Linked DNA regions of Homo sapiens: regions 2 and 3 are each linked to region 1. A link is a contact called in ENCODE Hi-C or POLR2A ChIA-PET data. All regions are on one chromosome and are shown on one strand. Each heading gives the region's core, a stretch centred on a gene start or an enhancer-like site at or near the end of the contact. The rest is flanking DNA. Distances are from core to core; before and after follow the strand shown.

Region 1 (3,477 bases), core at 729-3,228:
AGTCAAGATACAGGGGCCTTGAGCATGGTGCCCTGCTCTGCGGAAGGAAGCCGGGAAGCCTTCATGGAGGTGGAGATATTTCTGCCGGATGGTGAAGGATGAACAGGTACTGATTAGGCAAGATGAGGATTCTAGGCGGAGGAAGCAACAGTGTGTGCAAGGTGTGGTGGCTGAACAGGGTGCATCTTTTTCAAGGAATTGCAAATAGTGCATGTGGGAAGCAGGAAGTGTTTAGCAGAGTCTCAAGAATGATGCTGTCTGTGTTCAGGGATTTGGGCCTCATAGTCTAGCAATAGGAAGCCATTGAAAGACTGTAATCAGGGCATAGAAATATTTTATCAACTGTGAACTATTCTGTCAACTATTAATGAAGAATGCTTAGGAAGAGGCCAAGAAAAGAAGTAAGATAAACAGCTAGGAATTTAGAAATGAGGAGGTGGTAGATGATGCTGCTGGACCGAGGTGGTGACAGTGAAATGGAGAAAGGCAACTGAAGGTAGAATTAACAGGACATGGTGACCTGTTGATGGTTGGCAAAAGAGAGATGGAAGAAGCTTGAGGTGACCTTATGGTTTCAGGAGTTAGGGATTAGAAACAAGAGCAAGAGATAAATGTGACTTGGATGCTGAGAAGAGAATTAGTTCGTTCTGTGAATCTTGAGTTTGAAGTACCTGTGGAAGCCATCTAGGTGCAGATGTTCAGTAAGCAGTTGGATATGTAGTTTTAAACTTCTAAAGAGAGCTCAAGCCTGGAGAGAGACTGTAAAGTTACCAACTATAATAATTAATTGAACTAGACTGTGAATAAAGAGAAAATGCAATTTCTCCCAGACTCATAGATTTCTGTTAGAATGGTTTTCCAGAATTGTACCATAATGTGTATTTTAACACTTATTTTGCAGGAATGGTTAAAATTACATGGTGCACAAAGTAGTTCTGTGGTTTAGTATCAGGCCTTGAAAATAATATGTCCAGCTTTGAAGATGTGTAGGTTTTTTTTTTCCCCAAATTGCTTCCAACTTTGACAACTTGCCTACAAGTCTCATTCCAATACAGTTTTTGAAAGGCAGAATGAAACATCTCAAACTAGAGGCTGTAATGGAAAAAGCAATTTATTTTTAAATGAAGATGATGAGGTTGGTGTACTGTATTACTTGAACAGTGAGTGAATTTAAAAGAGTGAGATTACATCAAATTCAGCCAAGATTTTTGTTCCATTTGAATGGAGTATCTGTAATTGAAGATGGGTGTTCAACTAAGAAAAACACATGACATGTACATTTTTATCAGTTTTCTTGCACTCTGTTTCCAGTTTCTTTGTGCATGTGTGTGTGTGTGTGTTCACAAAGCCATTGCATCATATTGACAATTTTTTTTTTTAAACTGACGCGTTCTTGGGCAACAAATGAGAATACAAGCTTAATTTTACTAGCTTCACTTTTTTTTTGAGCTTTGGCCTAGTAGTTTAGTATGTTGAGAATATGCACTCCTCAGGAAAGTGGTAGGAAGTCAGACGTAGAATCTGTAACAACTAGCTCAAAATGATGAGAGAAAACATTAAATATTTTCTAATTGGAAATTTTAAAATGAAAATTTTTTAGCTTTGTGCTAAAATTTAGAAGCTAGGTCTAGAAATATTTCATTTTATATTTTTATCTTAACATTTTTCATGATGAGATAGTGATTGTTTTATCTTTTTTAATTACCTGTTTTCTCAATTTTAGCATCGTTGTGAATGAAGGTAAAGATTGAATTATATTGATTCAAGATTGATTTGACTCTATTTTTTCTTTAAAACTATATTCCAAATATAGATTGTTAAGCTCACAGATTCATTTTCCATTTCTGTTTAGCAATCAAGCTAAGAGACAATATGGTTACTATGAATCAAACTTGGGTAGTGTGATAGATTCAATCCTTAAATTTTTTACTTCCTGTAATAGACATGTACATTCATTCCTTGCTTGGCCTCATGATAGGCAGAGCCTGCCCTCCACCTCTTGACTCTGGGCTCAGCCATGTGACTGTTCATTGGCCAATGAGCTATTAGTGGATGTATCATGAGCAGAGGCTTAAAATATGCTTCTGCAGGTTCAAAGTCTTGTGCTTTGGTCATCTATCTTGAGAAGAATATACCCAGGGTAGCTACTGCCTGTTTACTCTGGGTCCCAGAACAAACCTCTGTGGAGCTGACCTACGTGAACCTGTAGCCTGGAGTCAAGACCAACAGACCCACATTCTCCCTCTAGACCTACAAATGTGAGAATAAGCCACTAAGTTTCGTAATGAGTTGTTACCCAGCTTTATGATGACAAAGATGACTAATATGGGGGACAAGCATATGTTGTGGTTAAGAGCACTGAAGCACACTACTGGAAGCACTGAAGTCTATTAAATTTCTGTTTGAATGTTGGCCCACCACTTATTGGCTTTATTTTCTTGGGCATGCTGTTTTCTTCTAAGCTTTATTTTGCCATCAATAAGATATATTACTTACCTCCCAGGAATGTGGTAAAACTAAATAAGATGTGTGCATGTAAATTACTTAAAGCAGTGTGAAGCAGAAAGTAAAAACACCACAAGTTCCTAATAAGTTGTGGCTGCTGTTACTGTTGTATTTGTAGACAGCTGAGCCTCCTCTTCTCCTTCCCTTGCATCATATGGCTTTCCCAAATTCTACATTTGTGACTCTGGAGCAGGTTAAAACTTTTCTGAGGCTTAGATTCATTTTCTGTAATATGAAGATACTAAAAATTACCTGACAGGATTATTACAATGACTCTACCAATGGTAGGCAAATATCTAACTGTCTTAGTCAGTTCTGGCTGCTCTAACAAAATGGCATAGACTGTGTGGTGTGAACAGCAGACATTTGTTGCCCACAGTTCTGGAGACTCAGAAGTCTAAAATCAAGGTGCCAGCAGATTTGGTTTCTGGGGAGGGCTCTCTTCCTGGTTTGCAGACAGTTGCCTTCTTGCTATATGGTGAGAAGAAATCTCATGTCTTTTCTGTTTTTAATAAGGGCATTAATCCCATCATGAGGGCCCCACCTTCATAACCGAATTTAATCCTAATTACCTCCCAAAGGCCCCATCTCTAAATGTTAATACCATCACTTTGTGGATTAGGGCATCAACATATGAACTTTGGGGAGGGGGATACACACATTCATACCACAGGGCTAGCTCTGGCGAGGCAAATGGGTACTTAATAAAAATAGCTTTATTATGTTCACAATTCATATATTCCTGCATTCTCTTATTTACTCATTTCTTTAAGCTGAGTTTTCCATGCCTAGTTTTTGAGTTTGTATTATGAGCCATACGTAAGGCCTTGTACTTTTGACTTAATTCTTGGTTTCTAGCAATCCCTGTTTACATTACAATGAAATAAGAAAGACTGTGGAAGGCAGGAATTGAAGGAACAAAAGTGCTGCAATTAGGAAGGCATGATATATTAATAAGGTCATTCAAATAGT
Region 2 (3,520 bases), core at 995-3,494, 310 kb after region 1:
TCTTGAAGTTTGACAGTTTTGGAATTCATGCTAGTTACTGATAGAAACATTTTTGTATTATTTCATCTTCATTTTGCTATTGGAAACAAATGGATTTGTGTTGTGACTATGCCCCCAGTCCTGGCAAGGCTCATGGGGTGAGGGTTGCCTGCATGGATGCTTGTGTGAGCCACATGGGCTTTGATGACTGGCTTCTTTGTTACAGATATGTTTGCTGTTTCCCCTCTGGGAAGTCCAATGTCTCCCCATTCCCTGTCCTCGGACCCTTCTTCTTCACGAGATTCCTCTCCCAGCCGAGATTCCTCAGCAGCTTCTGCCAGTCCACATCAGCCGATTGTGATCCACAGTTCGGGGAAGAACTACGGCTTTACCATCCGAGCCATCCGGGTGTATGTGGGAGACAGTGACATCTATACAGTGCACCATATCGTCTGGGTAAGACCTGCATGTCTCGCACTTGGGATTTTTCATTTCCAGCCAAGCTGGAGAGTGGATAGGTTGGCTGATAAATAGCAAATATATTTACTTTTAAGCTTGCATTTGCGACCTGTTTCATTTTCCTTTTAGAGCTCCATCCCTGTATGTGTATGGTGGAATTGAATTTAGCAAAAACGAATATCTCATAATTCTGTCCAGTTTTCATATTCGATTGTTCTTTCTTACATACCAAGCTGGTAGACATAGTCAAAGGCAATCCTATTTCCATCCTTCTTTTATTTTATCATTTTTTCCTAGCCTTCTTTTTAAAAATGACCTTCTCAAATCACCTGAAATGTTTTGGTCATTCATTTTTTTTTCTTTGTGGCTCTGGTACTTTCAGTCTGAATCACCTGAAAATTTCTAAGTACCATAGAAAGTTTCCTATTTTAGAATAATGATAGAATAGGAATAGTAAACGTACCTGTTAGATTTTCTATTAGAGGCTTAGGACATTTGCTAATTAACTCATTATTCTCCCAGAAGACACAGTAGGTGTTAGAGTAGTCATTTGTTTGCCTACAAATATCCTCTCCTCTTGGACTTTAGAATGTAGAAGAAGGAAGTCCGGCATGCCAGGCAGGACTGAAGGCTGGAGATCTTATCACTCACATCAATGGAGAACCAGTGCATGGACTTGTCCACACAGAAGTTATAGAACTCCTACTGAAGGTATTGTATGTTTTATGTCAGGGCCATGCTGATGAGACAGGCAGCCCAAAGGGGCTAGTACCAGGAGATTGATTTCCCTGTGTCACACCCATGTCTGATTACTGAGAAAGTATTCATTAGTCTCAAGTTTAAAGACAAAGATATTATGAATTCTCTGGTTTTATGTCATGAAATAATGTCCTTATATCTGCATACTCATTCCCTAATTTAATTTTGCTTCTCATTCTAAATTGTAAGTAGTAAGAATTCTCTTTGTTTATATACCTTACACAGTGACATCTATTTGGAGAGTCACCTATCCTGAAGGTGACTTCCTTCAGGAACTTCTAACAGGTTTCATTCTAGTATACTAGAAGACAAAATTGTATTAAACTGTGAGGTTTGATCTGAAGGTTTAGTCTGAGAATTAGAGTTCCTTTGAAAGATAAAATTGTAAATATATACACATGTACTATAAATTATAAAAAATAAGTGGTACTGAAAGAAGAAGTTCTAGCAATTATTAGGCCTCCCTCCCCACCATACAAATTAACTTAAACAGGGATCAATTTCTACTTAAAATGTAAGCAGAATATAGCCTATGGAGTAAGAAGGTCACAGGAAGCATGACTGTAAATGGAGAGAGAGAAAGGACACACACTGATCCTCTCAGATAGCTCTCAGATAGTTCTGTTCAGTTATTTGATTTGTCTTTTTCATTCTTTATAGCAGCGTTGTATTTTATGCAGAACAGCTCCTGCGACAGCATATCTCTAGATAGTATCATATGTCTGTTCACAACATTAGAATAAGAAATAATACACTGAAATGTATATATTGAGAAGTATACATTTGCTTATTTTGCTGAGACATAATTGATCACTTTCGTGATTTATTTTGTAAAGTATTTTAATAGAATTCTGTATTTTAAAACTTCTCTTCCTGCTTCTATGAAATTTGAATGTGTATTTCCCCTAGAGGACTCTGGCAAGGTCTCTTAGCAGACTCAGATGATCCCATTTCTATTGTCTTGCCCTCATCTGGCTACGGAGCACCTTGCACAACCCAAAGCCTTCATTTCTGGATGCAGTCGATGTGTGTCACTGAAACTGCTTAAACAGTGGAGTGGAGAGCCATTGGCACCCTTTGAAGCCACGGTGTACTCTGTCACAAATCCAAAGAACATCCTGCCTGTGTTCATAAAGGAAGCACTCAAGAGGAGTAAGCAATGTCATGAAACCAAGAGGATACAAGGGATTTAATTATCTTCCCAGTGAACTGTGTAATCATGCAGCTTCCTTCCAAATTTAACCAGTGACTCTTGAAATCAGAGTATTAAGTGACTAGTGTCAGTGCTGGGCTCCTGTGTGCCTTCATTGGTTTAACAGCAGGGAAGTTGGCTGTATTATGGTACTCTCGAATGCTGTTTACACAGTGTTTTATACTTGCAAAGGACTTTACGGAATGTCATGGCAGTCTTAGAGAAAGGTGGAGAAGTCCTGACAGGGGTGTAGGTGTATGTTTAGAACTGCATGACTACCTGTATAGTGTTTGTCTTTTGGATTATGAATATAGTAAGCATTTTCCATGTTTCATAGATTCACATATTTGGTCTTGTTTACCTTCACAACTTCAAAGTGAACCTGCTATGGGAGCACTATCTTCCATGCATAGGCAAACTTGTCCAAAGTCACTCAGCATCCTCGATCCATGGAATTATAAAATGTGATGGTTATCCAGTTCAGCTCCCCACTGGCTATATGAATCCCTGACAGTGTCCTCCTTCAGCTTCACCTCAAAGCTTTCCTGCCATGAGGAAAGCTTTTAGACAGCATCAGTCTTTCTAAAAACAACTTTTTAAGTAGACCGAGGTCATTCTTCACCCACTAGCATTACAGGTGGAGACGATACTTGGCCCAGTCCCATTACCTGTTCCAATTAGCCAGGCTTAACTTCTGTGATCTAAGAAACTTTCTTTTCAACCAAGTTGCTTTTTAAGTATAGCATTAGTTTAAATCCCCAATGCATAGGAGAAGCCGTAAAACTTTACCAGCCTCTGCTTCAGAAATTTCCTTTCCATGGACACTGGGGAGCTTCAGTGTACTAAAATGGGGGCCATCAAATAGCTTGATTACCATCCTCCCATATCTGTCAAGCCGCTGATGTGCACAGAGCTGATGTGCAAAATACTGCAAGGGCCAAACAAAAATGACACATAAGGGCCAGGCACAGTGGCTCATACCCGTAATCCCAGCACTTTGGGAGGCCGAGGTGGGGCGATCACGAGGTCAGGAGTTCAAGACCAGCCTGGCCAAGATGGCGAAACCCCATCTCTACTAAAAGTACAAAAATTAGCTGGGCGTGGTGGTGGGCGCCTGTAATCCCAGCTACT
Region 3 (3,484 bases), core at 412-2,911, 380 kb after region 1:
GTTGGGGCAACTTTAAGAAGGAGAGGAGAGGGTCAGGTGTGGGGGTTCATGCCTGTAATCCCAAGACTTTGGGAGACTGAAGTGGGAGGATCGCTTGAGGTCAGGAGTTCGAGACCAGCCTGGCCAACATGGCGAAACCCCTTCTCTACTAAAAATAGAAAATTAGTTGGGCGTGGTGGGCACATATAATCCCAGCTACTAGGGAGGTTGAGGCAGGAGAATCACTTGAACCCGGGAGGCAGAGGTTGCAGTGGGCTGAGATCGTCCCATTGCACTCCAGTCTGGGGGATAGAGCGAAACTCTGTCTCAAAAAAAAAAAAAAAAAAAAAAAAAAAGGGAGGGAGGGGATGCAGGAGAAGAGCTGGGATAATGTTCCTTGCTGGGCATGCTAATAAAATGGGGCTTCGGTCAAGGTGACTCAGCACATGTCGGGGGGATTCTGGGGCAGAGCAATAATTTGGTGGTCCTCAACTGGATCTTCTTTATTTGTCCAACAGCCATTTTGTGATGGCAAGGAGATGCCAATTTTCTCTTTAAAACATTGCATACCTATGTTTTACATACACTGAATATAGTATATCACTTAGGTGAAATTGTCTTTCACCTCACATGTTTTCTGTAGTGTTAGGCACTCCCATTTACTACATATGGAGAATGTTACATGGACAGTAACATTTTTTTCAAAAGGTATTTAATGGCTGTTTTGTAAAATCTCACATCCATGAGAGCAAAACATTTTCTTTAGTTCTTTGGTCCACTCTCTCTCTCTCTCTTTTTTTTGAGACCGAGTCTCGCTCTGTCGCCAGGCTGGAGTGCAGTGGTGTGATCTCGGCTTACTGAAACCTCTGCCTCCTGGGTTCAAGTGATTCTTGTGCCTCAGCCTCCCAAGTAGCTGGGATTACAGTCAGGCGCCACCACACCCAGCTATTTTTTTTTTTATTTTTAGTACAGATGGGGTTTCACCATGTTTAGTGAAACACCAGGATGTTCCACCAGGAGATCACCAGGATGGTCTTGATCTCCGGACCTCGTGATCCACCGAGCTTGGCTTCCCAAAGTGCTGGGATTACAGGTGTGAGACACTGTGCCTGGCCATTTTTTTTTTTTTTGAGATTTTTTTTTTTTTTGTCTGAACCAGACAACTTCCTAGGAGACTTATTAGAGTTAATTGCATTGAGATAATAGAGTGAGCAACTGTGACTGGTAAATGAGACTGCAGCTTGCATTGTGCAGTGTCTGTATTTCCTTAGCTCCTCAAGTGTGCCAGGATCACCAGATCTATTCCCAAGATCTGTGATTCTGTCTGCGCTGAACCATCCAAGGTGCTGGCGTCTGCCACAGAGAAAGGTCTTGTCGTGCAGAATGCTTTTAACTTTACACATTGGTAAGAACCAGGAGTGGGCTGCCATTTGGCTGGCGATGTGAAGAGTGTCATGTGGAAAGCTGAAGTCACAGACAACATATTGCAGATTTATTTCCCTGTTGGTTTAGTTCCCCTTTCTGATATATTGGCAGCTGTAGTAGCTGGCCCGCTCCTTCATCTGAATTTGGATGGGGTTTGGGCTCAAAATGGAATTGGTTTGCTGTCAATATTGCTGAGGATGCAAAAGGAGGTCTCTTCAAGGTAAATGAAAGGACCACAAAGCCTCAGACAGGAAGCTGCAGATCTGTGGCAAAGGCAGAGACCAGAATGATTGTCTCAAGAGGCTAGCAGGGTGAGCGTGACTGAAATGACAGGCCTTGCAGGCTCCTGTGGGGCCAGACTTGCGTGTGGACTGATGGTGGCCGGGGGTGGGGGATGGCTGGGAAGGGAAAGAAAGAAAACTAGAAGTATAGAAGTACGGGAAGCTGTAATCAGATTTTGGAATTCTAGTCTCTATTATTGTTGTAGTGAAATCTTTTCAAAGTCTCTTTTTTTAAAGCACAGTTTGGAGGCTGGGTGACTCAAACTTGTAATCTCAGCACCTTCAGAGGGTGAGGCAAGAGGATTTATTGAGGCCAAGAATTTGAGACTAGTCTGGGCAACATAGTGAGACCCCTGGGCCACATACAGAGACCCCATCTCTAACAAAATAAAAAATTAGCTGGCTGTGGTGGTGCAGCTCTAACTACTCAGGAGGCTGAGAGGGGAGGATCACTCTAGCCCAGGAGTTTGAGCTATGACTGTGCCACTGCACTCCAGCCTGGGTGAAGAAAGAAGACTCTGTCTCTAAAAAACAAAAAAGCAAAGTACAGTCCTATAAAATGATAATTTCAAAAACACTTGGTCTATGATATGTGAATTGCTCCGAGGACTATCACCATAAAAGTTTCATGTCACTAAAACACTTCCTGTTTCCAAATTGCCTTTGGTCTGATGTGAACATCCAAATTGTAATACAGTTGTGGCAACCTCCAAAATAATGCATTTCTCACATGATGGAACATGACACATCACTTTACCTTTCATTTTACTTTTTTTATTAATCATAACTGAGTAGCATTGGTCACTTATACCTATTGACGAGAGAGGCAGTCTTTCTGGATATATTTACATCTTATTAAAATCATATAATTAGCATTCGAAGAGGGAGGAGACACATCATGATGATTATGGCCATGGGTTAAGCTCCCTGGGTCTTGGTTTCCTTATTGTAAACTCCGGAGACTGATGGTGGGTGGGCTGGAGAGTTTCTAAAGCACCTTCCCCTTTTTAAATGTCTGAAAACATGACAAAAGCTAAGATGGTGTTTAGGACTGCGTTTGAATGTTTCTGATAAGCAGGCAGGAGCACAAATGTCTCAGGTTGGGATTTGTATTTGCTTGTTTTTTTTGTTAGGAAAATAGGCCATTTGTATCATTACCTCAAAAAACTCTTGTGAACTGCAAGAAGGCAATTATTGTCCATTACATGTTTAAAGCTCCCCGTAGCTGGGATGTACATTTCTAGGCTGAATACAATAGAGCTCTTTAGAGAACACTGGGAGGCCTTATATAATCAGTGTGAACAATATATTTACTCTCATTTTGTGGGATTTAGGATATGGCATTACTACTTTAAGTGATTCTGGAGGCTGTGGGTTTTGCTTCCTTGTTTGCTATGGATTGTGTGATGTTACTGATGTCCAAGATCTAGTGCAAGAACCTATGAATGGCATGTGTCTTCCCTGAAATGATTCCACTCTATGGTCCCCGCAAGAATGGAAACTTTCCCAGGGAACTTTTTAAGGAATGTTTCAGGCCCCGATTTCTGTGGTTTTACTTATTTCCCCTTTTTGAAGCAGTCAGCTTTCAAGCATTGCCCTTCTGCTAGTGATCACTGGCATATTGCTAGCCAACATGGGTGAACCCTGAGAGTAAGAAAACCTTGCCGACTCCAACTGGATACCCCCTTTAATGATCAGAATCCCACACTTTCCAAATCAGCATGTTGATCTAATCCACAGAAATGGTGTGGTAGCCCAATTTTTCTTCTGTCTACTTCCACCTCAGAAACTGAATTGGA

Evidence for each region. A loop is a pair of places that touch in the nucleus more often than their neighbours do. ChIA-PET counts read pairs that join two places held with the same protein, here RNA polymerase II (POLR2A). Pooled maps may share reads with other maps.
Region 2: a pooled map shows a loop between it and region 1 (3-fold over the local background). The contact joins two enhancer-like sites. A Hi-C loop is called at or near these places in 1 of 168 maps with a recorded cell type or tissue (naive thymus-derived CD4-positive, alpha-beta T cell) and 8 of 50 pooled maps. POLR2A ChIA-PET finds 5 or more read pairs at or near these places in 2 of 52 experiments (MCF 10A and activated CD4-positive, alpha-beta memory T cell).
Region 3: a map with no recorded cell type shows a loop between it and region 1 (4-fold over the local background). The contact joins two enhancer-like sites. A Hi-C loop is called at or near these places in 3 of 37 single-sample maps with no recorded cell type and 8 of 50 pooled maps. POLR2A ChIA-PET finds 5 or more read pairs at or near these places in 4 of 52 experiments (A673, K562, activated CD4-positive, alpha-beta T cell and 1 more).

Annotation. Positions count from the first base shown.
Region 1 is chr5:66,838,598-66,842,074 of GRCh38, forward strand. The region is part of intron 3 of MAST4 (microtubule associated serine/threonine kinase family member 4); the gene reads left to right. Among named protein-coding and RNA genes, the nearest start is that of MAST4-AS1, 160 kb to the right of the region's middle. RefSeq lists a silencer at 2,426-2,475 and an enhancer at 3,155-3,477. Within about 2 kb of position 1,979, at least 2 of the 41 ENCODE cell types and tissues checked have a DNase peak (open chromatin) inside an H3K27ac peak, as active enhancers do.
Region 2 is chr5:67,152,432-67,155,951 of GRCh38, forward strand. MAST4 (microtubule associated serine/threonine kinase family member 4) reads left to right here. Exons shown (of 29, transcript NM_001164664.2): 25 at 206-435; 26 at 1,027-1,149. Among named protein-coding and RNA genes, the nearest start is that of CD180, 43 kb to the right of the region's middle. Within about 2 kb of position 2,245, at least 5 of the 41 ENCODE cell types and tissues checked have a DNase peak (open chromatin) inside an H3K27ac peak, as active enhancers do.
Region 3 is chr5:67,220,195-67,223,678 of GRCh38, forward strand. No RefSeq gene overlaps it. Among named protein-coding and RNA genes, the nearest start is that of CD180, 25 kb to the left of the region's middle. RefSeq lists an enhancer at 1,874-1,983. Within about 2 kb of position 1,662, at least 7 of the 41 ENCODE cell types and tissues checked have a DNase peak (open chromatin) inside an H3K27ac peak, as active enhancers do.